2 separate regions of the Homo sapiens genome follow, and region 2 is linked to region 1. Evidence: chromatin contacts called from ENCODE Hi-C or POLR2A ChIA-PET data. All regions are on one chromosome and are shown on one strand. The core of a region is the stretch at or near the end of the contact, and the rest is flanking DNA. Distances in the headings are between cores, read along the strand shown.

Region 1 (5,788 bases), core at 2,791-5,290:
GAAGAACCAGAGAATTTTGGCAGGCCAAAGTGTGGGAAGAAATTGATAAGCATTACATCATGTGTCACTTCAAATCCCATGCTTAAATTATTTAAATAAAGTTTCAAATTAAAAAAACTAAAAAAGGAAAACAGACAAATAGTAAATACAAAATAGTAGGTAAGTACAAGAAATTAAGCCCATGCTATTCAGTTGGTTCATTCATTCCATCATAGGCATTGTCTGCATTTATTATAGATCAGAAACATGAGTATGGCTTACCTTCAGGCTGGTTTCAATAACGACGAAATTATAAAATATAAGATTATCACTCAACTTCAAGAAATAATTCCAAAGCTGAGTTCCTTATTGTCTTTTCAAAGAGTATCATAAGTTACTCTGATCAAACAAGAATATTTAAAATATAATTTATGCAGTCAGGAAAAGCTTATACAAAGGTAAATCATTTTATTGAATTCCACATTAGAAAATAAGAAAGAAAAAGTTTCCATCAAGAAGACAGTCCAAATGACATCAGTGTTATTACCTCAAACAGCTCTTTCAAAACCATGACTGACTAATGTGGATTAATGAAAAATACTTTAAAATAACAAATATTTACCTCATCTTCAACATCAATAAAAGTACTCATATCTAGTTCCTCGGGAAATGTCATTCGATCATTCAGTTTAATCCTATGCATGGTTGTATAATCAAAATCGAATCTTTTCAGCTGTAAGGTCAGCAGATAAGGAAAATGCAAAAACCGAAGGCCCTAAAAAACAAACAACAAAAAGGGGGAGAGTCTATTGAATATGGAATATTATCTCAGATTCCTAAGTATTAATCTCTACATGGCATTTACCTTCCGTGCATCACACTTCTTCTTACAACGTTCACAAAAATACTGATTTGGGCCATCCAGAATCTCTGGCTGAATAAATGCATGCAATGCTTCTTCCTAGTTAGAAAAAAATTTGTTTTATAATTACTTAAAATATTATATTAATGACAAAATCCTGAATAAAAAAGACTGTAATTACTAAAAGTTATAAGTAGAATGGTTAGAAATTTAGGAACTCAAAATGTACCAAGGAAAATTATCAACAGTAAAATAATATTATCACTATAAAAATTAAGCAAAAAAAATTATTTCATTCTACACAAGATTTGCCTTTCTTAGTATTGCAGTATCACAGTCATTTCAACCTGATTTTCATTGACTTTACATTGCAGTGTTTGGCTAAATAATCTCTAAAAATATCCTCAGTCCTTAGATAAAAAGTAATTCCACACTTCTAAGAAAAGCAGTTGCATGCATCAATCTTCTTATAAAAGGAAGCATTTAAAACTGTACAGTAAATATCAATGTTCTCTAAAGAATTCACACTTTTCATACACTTAAAAATCATGTAAGCATCCTTAATCGCCATAGTTAGGATCAGTCAGTAATCTGCCACTGCACTAGTTATAAAGATTGAAAAACACTGTGCAACCTTCTGTGTGTGTGTGAGATACTGTTCCATTTGGAAATGTATAATGAGGATCCTGGATTGTTAATTTGGTAGAACCACGTGGTTCTCTTTTCTCCATACAGCATTACAACAGAAGTAAGAAACTTCATATAAATACTGTTAAAGAATCAGTGGCATAAAGTTAATTTTTATTTTAGTAATTGGTTTTTCACGATTAAAAAATTAGTTAATATAGCATATAAGATTGGACGCATAATCTCAAATTTCATCTGATGTTCTCTCTTTTCTTCACACATGGGCTAAGCAGAACTACTGATAATATTACACATAAACTAAAAGAAATGGAATCATTAAGACAGTATCTTCAAATATTTTTCTTTTGATATAGGACAAGCTGTTCCTCAAAAGATAAAGGAGCTTAATGGTCGTAGTTGCAAAATATCTGGCAAAGCTTAGAAAACTACTGTCCACATATTGTTTGATAGAGCTCACTTTGGAACAAGATAAAAATAAGAAAAGACATAGATATTCAAAGGTGTCTAAACCCATCTGATCCCCTATTTTGTTCTCAGAACACAAGGAAACAAGTGAAGAAACCAAACGGCTGGGTTTTTTTCCACATGACCATGCATTTTATTGGTGGTCAAATGACACATTTAGAAAAAAATTTTTTTTCCCTCTCAGGCATATTTTTGGGGGAAAAAGGAAAGTTCTATAAAAAACAACAGAAAAACAAGCTTTAAAGAAATTACATCTATAGCTTAACACAGACTGATACTAAATGTCAGGCTTTCCAAATAGTGGTAATTTAAACTGGTAAAAACTCAATATTCAAAAAAGGATGGGGGGAGAGGGAGAGTGAGATAATTATGTAACTCAAATTCTACTTTGGTGTGTGTGTATTGGTCTCCGGCTTATAGTTAATACCTAGAGATCTTTAAAAAAAATTAAAACTTGGAGAAAAGTTTAAAGAACAGAGAACTCTCAAATACTTTACTCATATTCATCAACTTTTAAACATTTTTGCCAATTTTGCTTTCCCTCGCCCAACCCAACATTATTATGTATCTTTGTTTTAGCCATTTGAGAGTAGGTTCACACCTCATCATGCTTTGCCTCTTAACTTCAATATGACTTTTTAAGAATAAAGATATTCTTACACAAACAGTAATCAAACTCTGGAAAATTTAATACTGATAAAGTACTTTCATCAGCCATATTCCAATTCTGTCAATTACCTTAACAATGTATTTCTCTCCATCTAGTACACAATCTGTCTCAAGGCCACAGATTTTGTTTGGTCTCTTGAGATTCCTTTAATCTCGAGGCATTCCAGAGTTTGCCTTTCTTTCATAACACTGATATTTTTTGAAGAACAGAGGCCACTTATTTTATAAAATGTTCTGCAATTTGGGTTTGTCTGATGTTCTTCATTATTAGATTTATACATTCCTTGCTAGGCTACTATGACATTAGCAAAGATGTGCCCTTCTAAGGGTAGCATAGTCACAGGCCATGATGTACCTAACTTTCTCTTTGGTGATATTAGCTTTAATTATCTGGTCAAGGTATTGTCCAGTCTCTCTACCATATAGTTATTATTTTTACTCTCGCGGCTAATAAGCAATCTGTAAGGAGATACTTGGAGACCATGCAAAAATCCTGAGCCTTACCAAATCTTCCACCCTTGATTTTAACATCCACTTACAGATTCCTGCCTAAATCAAATTTTAATGTTTGCTTTCTGAACCAACTTGAAAATCTTTTTAATAGGCAATTTAAGCCCACTCATATTTGATATGACTGGTATGCTTGGTCCTATCTCAGTCACTACTGTGTAATTACTGTGTGTGTTAGGTAATATTTATTGTGTTCCTTTGTTATTTTTTACATTTTCTTTTGGTATTTAGCAAGGTTTGTAATTTTATTCTACAGTTACTTTTGCATTTATAGTTTTGTTAGTGTCCTTGGACCTCTTTTTTTCCCACCCACCCCCACCCTGTTTACTCTTTCTTAAGCTTTCAGTGTCTGCCAGTTTTAAATGGTCTCCTTTATTCCCCACCCACACAACAGTCTGTGATCTTATTCTGCTCTCCCTTTCTCTCCCCCTTCTAAAAAGTGGTATTATTTGTACTTTGTCTAACATGTAACATTACATACTACTCTGCTGTTCCCGTGTTCCCACCCTTGTATTTAGGCCTTAATTTAATATAGTAAGTGCTCACAGTTCTTTTGCCGAAGCTGCCCGTGATCTCTTGGTTGGGTTAAGCTCATCCTCTAATGAACTCCTCAATGGCTCATGGATATAATACCCAATGAGTTCCTGAATATTCAAACTTGTCTTTTTATAGCTGTCATAATTAAGAAACACTTGCCTGGCTATCAAATCCTTGGCTGGTACTTTCTTGAATTTCTGGAAATTGCTACTCTGTTGGCAGGATTTGCATGTTGTTCTTCTGAAATATGATGCCAACCCAATTCATCTTTTTTTTCAGATGAGGTCTTGCTCTGTCATCCAGGCTGGAATGCAGTGGTGTGCTGGCTCACTGCAGCTTTGAAATCCCTGGCTCAAGCAATTCTCTTACCTCAGCCTCCTGAATAGTTAGGACCACAGGCACATTCCACCACAACTGATAACTGATTTTTTATTTTTTTGTAGAGACATGGTCTCAATATGTTGCCCAAACTGGTCTCAAACTCCTGGGTTCAAGGGATCCTCCTGCCTCAGCCTCTCAAAATGCTGGAATTACAGGCATGAGCCACTGTGACTGGCCTCAATTCATCTTTAATAGTTTACTAAAATACATCTCAGAGTTTATCATTCCAGGTCCTTCAAAAGGTAGACTTGACATTTCCCTTATTCCCAGAAACTTTCTCTGAATTACAGTTTATCTATTAGTTCTGGTCCACTGTTTTATTTTTCTTCTTCACAGACTCCAATTATGTTGGACACCCTTTGCTGGTCTTCTCTTTCAATTTTTTTTTTCTGAGATCCTTTTTACTTTTACAAAAATCTCATTTCCATTCAATGTCCTTCATTAGATCTTCTTTCTATTTTCTCTTGAGCATTTTTTAATTTATTCTTCACTTCTAAGATATTTTTGTCTTTTTCTTCTGTTTCTTTCCTGAATTTGATGAATTCCCACTTCATTTCTTACAGCATTGTTTTTGTTTTTTAAATCTATTTCTTTGCTTAAGTTTTTGGATACCAGGTTTTGTTCTGCTCATTTGAGAATATTTAATTCAGTCAGAGTACCATGTTGATAATTCCAGAGTGACAACAGTTTCATATTCTAGATCTTACTGCTCCCCATATATTATGCAAAATGTAATTCTGCACATCTTTTTATTTACTTATTTGAGACAGGATCTCACCACGTTGCCCAGGCTGGTCTCAAACTCCTAAGCTCAGGCAATCCTCTGCCTTGACCTCCCGAAGTGCTAGGATTACAGGCGTGAGCCACCATGCCCAGCCTGCACATCCTTTTACACTATAATTTTCAGAATTCAGGATAGAATATAAAGAATTCTTACATCCTTAGTTCTCCAATCAAAAACAATACGGGTTATTCCAATTTTAGAGCTAATGCAAATAATCCAGGCACAGTGCAATCAAAAGGTATATGCAAGGAATGGTATTGCCTATAAATCCTTTTTTTAACCATTTATGTGTACATATGAATTATTCATCAATTAAAATCTACTTAATTTTGAATAGAGAAATGAGTGTTAAAACACCATACTTCAATTTTTACATGAACAAAAAAAGAAAGTAGATCCACCACTGAGAATTATTTCCTGATTTTGATGTACTAAGCAATTTTGGTACTACTGATATACAGGAACATGATGTTTTCCTTAAAAATATATTCAACTGTCTTTCCCGAATATATACTTTAACATTACTACTTTTTAACTAGGAAAAGGCCTATATACTTTTACCTAAGCTGTCTACTTTTTTTTTCATTGAAACTTTTGAGATAATTGTAAATTCATATGCAATCGTAAGAAATAACATACAGAGACCTCTTGTACACTTCCCCCAGTTTACTGGAAACATTTTGCAAAACTATGGCATATCATAACCATGATATTGGCATTCATACACCTATCTAATTCAGATTTTCCCAGCTTTAGTGCACTCATTTGCCTGTGTATATGTGTCTATTAAGTTCCATACAATTCTATCACCTGTAGAGGTTCATATATTCAACACCCGTCAAAAGACTGAACAGTTCCTATGCAAGGATAACTTGTGCCACCCTCTTATAGCCACAACCACCTGCTTCTCCTCTCCCTGCTCCCACCAAATCCGTAAGACCTGGTAATGGTTA
Region 2 (5,282 bases), core at 1,357-3,856, 130 kb before region 1:
TGTGAAGTCAAGGCTGGTCTCTGAAGTGGAGGAGTTGGCCACAGGGAGAGAGGAGATAGGAAAGGACTTTGCAGTGGAGGGGGCAGCCAGGGAAAGCCCTGGAGGAGAAGGGGAGGGTGATCACCAGGGCATTAAAGCGGTCAGCGTGGCTGGAGTGGAGAGGTTGAGTGGAGATGAGGGAGGTGGTGAGGCTGCTGAGGTGAGGAGGCTGAGGTAGGAGGATCGAATGAGCCCCAGAGATCAAGGCTGCAGTGAACCGAGATCATGCCACTACACTCCCACCTGGGCACTGGAACAAGACCCTGTCTAAAAGAAAATGTGAAAACCATTCTTAGCTCTTAGGGCATACAGACACAGGTGGCAGGCAGAGTTTGGCTTGAGAGCTATAGTTCACTCACTCTCATTCTATCAGAAGGTGCCTGGATGGTGCATGGACAGGCCAACCCCTCTCCCACCCTCCAGCCTTTCCCCATCGCTTCACTTTCAAGTCTCATGCAGCCAGCCAGCCAGGTTTAAACACCACCTCCTCCAAGAGGACTTTTCTTACCTTCCCAGTCCAAGTTAGCCTCCCCCACTGTATTACTCCATTTTCACACTGCTGTAAAGAACTGCCTGAGACGGGGTAATTTATAAAGAAAAGAGGTTTAACTGACTCACAGTTCCACAGGCTTAACAGGAAGCATGACTGGGAAGCCTCATGACACTAACAATCATGGCGGAAGGCGAAGAGGAAGCAAGGACCTTCTTCACATGGTGGCAGGACAGAGAGCAAGGGAATCTACCACACGCTTTTAAACCATTAGATCTCATGAGAACTCACTATCACTAGAATGGCAAGGGGGAAAACAGCCCCCATGATCCAATCACCTCCTACCAAGTCCCTTCCTCCACACGTGGGGATTACAATTCTAGATGAGATTTGGGTGGGGACAGAGAGCCCAACCATATCACCCATCAACTTTGTGCCCCTTATAAAGTTACTGACCAGTAACTTACTGACCTCTGGGTGTGTATATGTGTGTGTGTATATATGTTTGTGTGTGTGTGTGCATGTGTGTGTATGTGCATGTGTGTGTTTGTATGTGTGTGGATATGTGTGTGTGTGTGTATTTGTGTATGTGTGTGTATTGTGTATATGTGTGTGAGCGCCTTTCCTTGCACCAGCCCTGTGCTGTGCCGTGCAGTAGCCACTAGCCACATGTGGCTATTTAGGGCTTGAAATGTGGTGAGTCCAAATTGAGATGTGCTGTGGGTGTAAAATACACACAGAATTTCAAGCAGCATAGAAAACAAGAATATAAAATATTTCATTAATTTTCCAGCTCTTAGGGAAGTTGATGAATTTTAATTACTGAATTTTATTTTAATTACATTTTAAAATGACAAGATATTGGATATATCTTATTAAATGTATTATTATTAAATTTATTTTTATGGTGTTTCTTTTTACCTTTTTTTTTTTTTTTTTTTTTGAGACAGGGTCTCACTCTGTCCCCTAGGCTGGAGTGCAGTGGCATAATCATGGCTCACTGCAGTCTTGAACTCCTGGGCTCCAGCAATCCTCCACCTCAGCCTCCTGAGTAGCTGGGACTACAGGGCACACCACCATGCCTGGCTAATTTTTATATTTTTTTGTGGAGACAGGGTCTTGTTAAGTTGCCTAGGCTAGTCTTGGACTCCTGACTCCAAATAATCTTCCCACTTCAGCCTCCCAAAGTGCTGGGATTACAGGCATGAGCCACCACACCTGTCCTTCTTATTTTTTATTTTTTTGAGACAGGGTCTCACTCCGTCACCCAGGTTGGAGTGCAGTTGTGTGATCACAGCTCACTGCAGCCTCATCTTCCTGGGCTCAAGTGATCACTACCTTAGCTTCCTGAGTAGCTGAACCTATAGGAGCGTGCCACCACACCTGGCTGATTGTTTTTTATCTTTTGTAACAACGGAATCTCCATATGTTACCTAAGCTAGTCTCCAACTCCCAGACCGAAGCGATCCTCCCATCTCAGCCTCCCAAAGTCCTGGGATTACAGGTGTGCACCATCACGCCCAGCCAGCCTGTGAGTTCTGACAGCAGCTGTGCTGGGTTCATTGTTGTCACTCCAATGTCTAGTGCACAGAGTAGGAGAGGGAGGGGACAGGCACAGGGATGTCTGAGGGCTTCCCACGCACCAGATGCTGTGTTAAGCCTCATCCATCTCGTTTTGTCCTCCCAGGAACCCTGTGCCAGGGATGGTGGCGTGGCAGCAAGGCGGAGAGTAGGAGGGCTCATTTAGGCCCCAGGCTACGGTCAGGGGTGAGGGGACAGGTAGAGTCCTCTCTGCTTTGTAGGCCTCCTGGGTTTCTAGACAAGAGGACACCACCCTCCTGCCACCACTTTGCATACTTCCTGGGTCACCGTCTTCCCAACTGGGGCTCAGCCATGGCCATTGTGAAATTTGTTCTGTCTCCTCTCAGACTCTGCCTCCCACTCCCATATCCAGACACGTTCCTGCTAGTGACAGCCACATGACCCTCCCAATAACCACACGCCCAGCCTGGCAGCCTTCCTGGGCCTCAGGAGTGTGGTAACTTTGGAGAAGGGCTTCTGACTCAGGCAGCTGAGCTTGCTGCCAGGTGGGGACTGGCTCTGGTCTCAGTGTATCTCTGGGCCCCTTCCCAATCCCAAAATGAAAGTCCCTCTTCAGGAGTGTAACCATCCAGGAACCAGCCCTCAGCTCAGCACTGGGTAGTGTCTGCTCATAAAAATGGCCACAAGGTGGCACTGTTCCCACAGCCATTCCCTTCCCCCACGGCAAGACCACGGGTCACACCTGCATCCAACAAAAATATTACAGCTTTTGGAAGAGGTTTTCCCTGGACTGGTTGGTGAATTTCATTCTCAGTCTTCAGCTGCCAAAGGTTGTTTAGACTCGGGAATTCTGCTATAAAAAATGGTCATCTCTGAGTGCACACTTAAAAGTCAAGCAGGTTATGACTCATTGTCAATCCCCCTGCAAAGGAATTCTGTCCTGAGAGGCCTCGTGCACGCCTGACACATACAAGAGGAATGCACACACGTTAAGCAGAAAGCACGTGGGTCTTCCGTGTGCAGACACGAAGGCCGGGAAGAATGGCCCTACAGGTGATCTAGCCGTGTTCTGGTTTTCTTTTTTTGTTTTAGCCTTAGGATTTTTATTTAGGAAAAACAACAAAACAAAACAGAAGCCACTGCCCTGACTATGGAGTAGCCATTCTTTTATTTTCTTACTTTGTTAATAAACTTACTTTCACTTTAAAAGAAAAAGAAAACCAAAAAGACCTCACATAGAAGCCAAATAAGTAAAATGAGGGTAAAATTTGAAAAATATATGGTGGTTCTGGTTGCAGATGTGGGGATAAAAGAATCTCTTCCCAGTGAAGAATTTTCTAGAGCAGAATTTGAAATGTATCCATCTAGTCTCACTGGCTTATTTTATAGGAGAATAAACTGAGACTCAGAGAGGAAAATGACTTGTTCAAGATCACATACTACTTTGGAATGTTTTCATTTTAAATGAAAGTCTCAAAAGGCAGGTATTTTCACTGAGAAACAAAAACAGTTTTTATTTTCTCTGACATATGTCCAGATGCTCTTCAAGTTACGGTGACCCGGGGCACAGGAAGAGTACTGCCTGACACTTCTACACAGCTCTGTTCATTTCAAATGCTTTCAGCATCTGTTGCCCTGTCTGGCCCTCACAATACCCCTTAGAGTTTGGCAGGGCAAATGGATACCCCATTTGTCTGAGGCGAGACCAAGGCACAGAGACGGAACTGGGCTTGCTTTAGGACACAAAGTGAGTGAGTGTCACTAAAAAATAAAATAAAAGACTAGCATCCAGGACTCCAGCAGCAATCCTACACAATCGTCTAGAGTTAAGTTTATGCTATGTCAGGGGGGAAACAAACAAGCAAAAAAAAACAGACGAGGCTGCTCGGTATTGGTGCTCAAGTGATGAAAAAGAAAAGTGAGGGCAGAGGCTCCCTCGTTGAGAATAGAACCCCGCTTTCTTCAGTTTTACATTTCATGATGAGGCATTACAGCTGGTATATTGTAGGATTCTGAACATTCATTGAATGAATAAATAATCATGACATGGATACATACATAAATACATTTGGCCCCTGAGACAGGTAATTAAAATTCTGCACGAGTTAACACCATTTCCATAACCCACATGGACAGAAACTCTTGACAGATGTCTTGGAGGAGAATGGCTTTCAAGGTACAGGGAGATACGTTGGTCTCTCTCTCCTCTCTTTCTGAACAGTAACCTTCGGAGAAAGGCAACCTTCAAACAGTGCTGGATTCCTGCAGCATTTTTACTGTTCAAATCTTTTGTTTCTTCCCACTTACTAAGGATTTCTGTGCATTAAGTCTTGAGGAGTGCAGTATAGGGAAGTCAGCATATTTACTAATATAATATTTTGGAACTTAGACTTAAAACAAGAATATTTAAAGGTAGCCGTATGACGTTGAACAAGTTCTGGTTTGTAGTATAGGTGAGCAAGTGGGGAGGCAATGATTAGCAATTCAATTCTGCAAAACTTTACCAAACCCTCACATGCCCAAGAACCAGTGCTGCGTTAAGAGGGGAAAAAAGGATGAGTAAGACAAGCCAATGGAGCTTGACAGATAGATGGGACAAGACAGGCATGTAAATAACCACAAAGGAATGTTGCAAGCCTACCCATTCAGAACCATTAACGGTTTGGTATGCTTCCTGTTTTTTACTCATGGTTACATCATCAAACACATTCTTTTTATACATACAGTGCATCGTTTTTCCCACGATGAAAATGCAACCATGTTATGCGTATCTTTCTACAATCTTTCTGTGATATTAACGCACTGTGGGCAGCTTCACTCATTTTTTTTTTTTTTGAGGAACTTCCGTACTCTTTTCCACAGCAGCTGTAACTTTTTATGTTCCCACCAACAGTGCACAAGGACTCTCGTTACTCTACATCTCATATGGTTTGGCTGTGTCCCCACCCAAATCTCATCTTGAATTGTAGCTCCCATAATTCCCATGTGTTAGGAAAGGAACCCAGTGAGAGATAATTAAATCATGGAGACAATTTCCCCCATACTGTTTTCGTGGTAGTGAATAAGTCTCACAAGATCTGATGGTTTTAGAAGGGGTTTCCGCTGTTACTTGGCTCTCATTCTCTCTTCTCTTGTCTGCTGCCGTGTGAGATGTGCCTTTCACTTTCTGCTATGATCGTGAGGCCTCCTCAGCCACATGGAACTGTGAATC

What was found. A loop is a pair of places that touch in the nucleus more often than their neighbours do. ChIA-PET counts read pairs that join two places held with the same protein, here RNA polymerase II (POLR2A). Pooled maps may share reads with other maps.
Region 2: a loop to region 1 is called in a map of upper lobe of right lung, with 2.6 times the contacts of the local background. The contact joins two enhancer-like sites. A Hi-C loop is called at or near these places in 6 of 168 maps with a recorded cell type or tissue (Right ventricle myocardium superior, gastrocnemius medialis, heart right ventricle and 3 more) and 1 of 50 pooled maps. POLR2A ChIA-PET finds 5 or more read pairs at or near these places in 1 of 52 experiments (MCF 10A).

The regions. Positions count from the first base shown.
Region 1 is chr11:11,915,308-11,921,095 of GRCh38, reverse strand. USP47 (ubiquitin specific peptidase 47) reads right to left here. Exons shown (of 28, transcript NM_001282659.2): 9 at 845-940; 10 at 602-754. Among named protein-coding and RNA genes, the nearest start is that of USP47, 76 kb to the right of the region's middle. Within about 2 kb of position 4,040, at least 3 of the 41 ENCODE cell types and tissues checked have a DNase peak (open chromatin) inside an H3K27ac peak, as active enhancers do.
Region 2 is chr11:12,041,900-12,047,181 of GRCh38, reverse strand. All of the region lies in intron 1 of LINC02547 (long intergenic non-protein coding RNA 2547), which reads right to left. Among named protein-coding and RNA genes, the nearest start is that of LINC02547, 14 kb to the right of the region's middle. Within about 2 kb of position 2,606, at least 27 of the 41 ENCODE cell types and tissues checked have a DNase peak (open chromatin) inside an H3K27ac peak, as active enhancers do.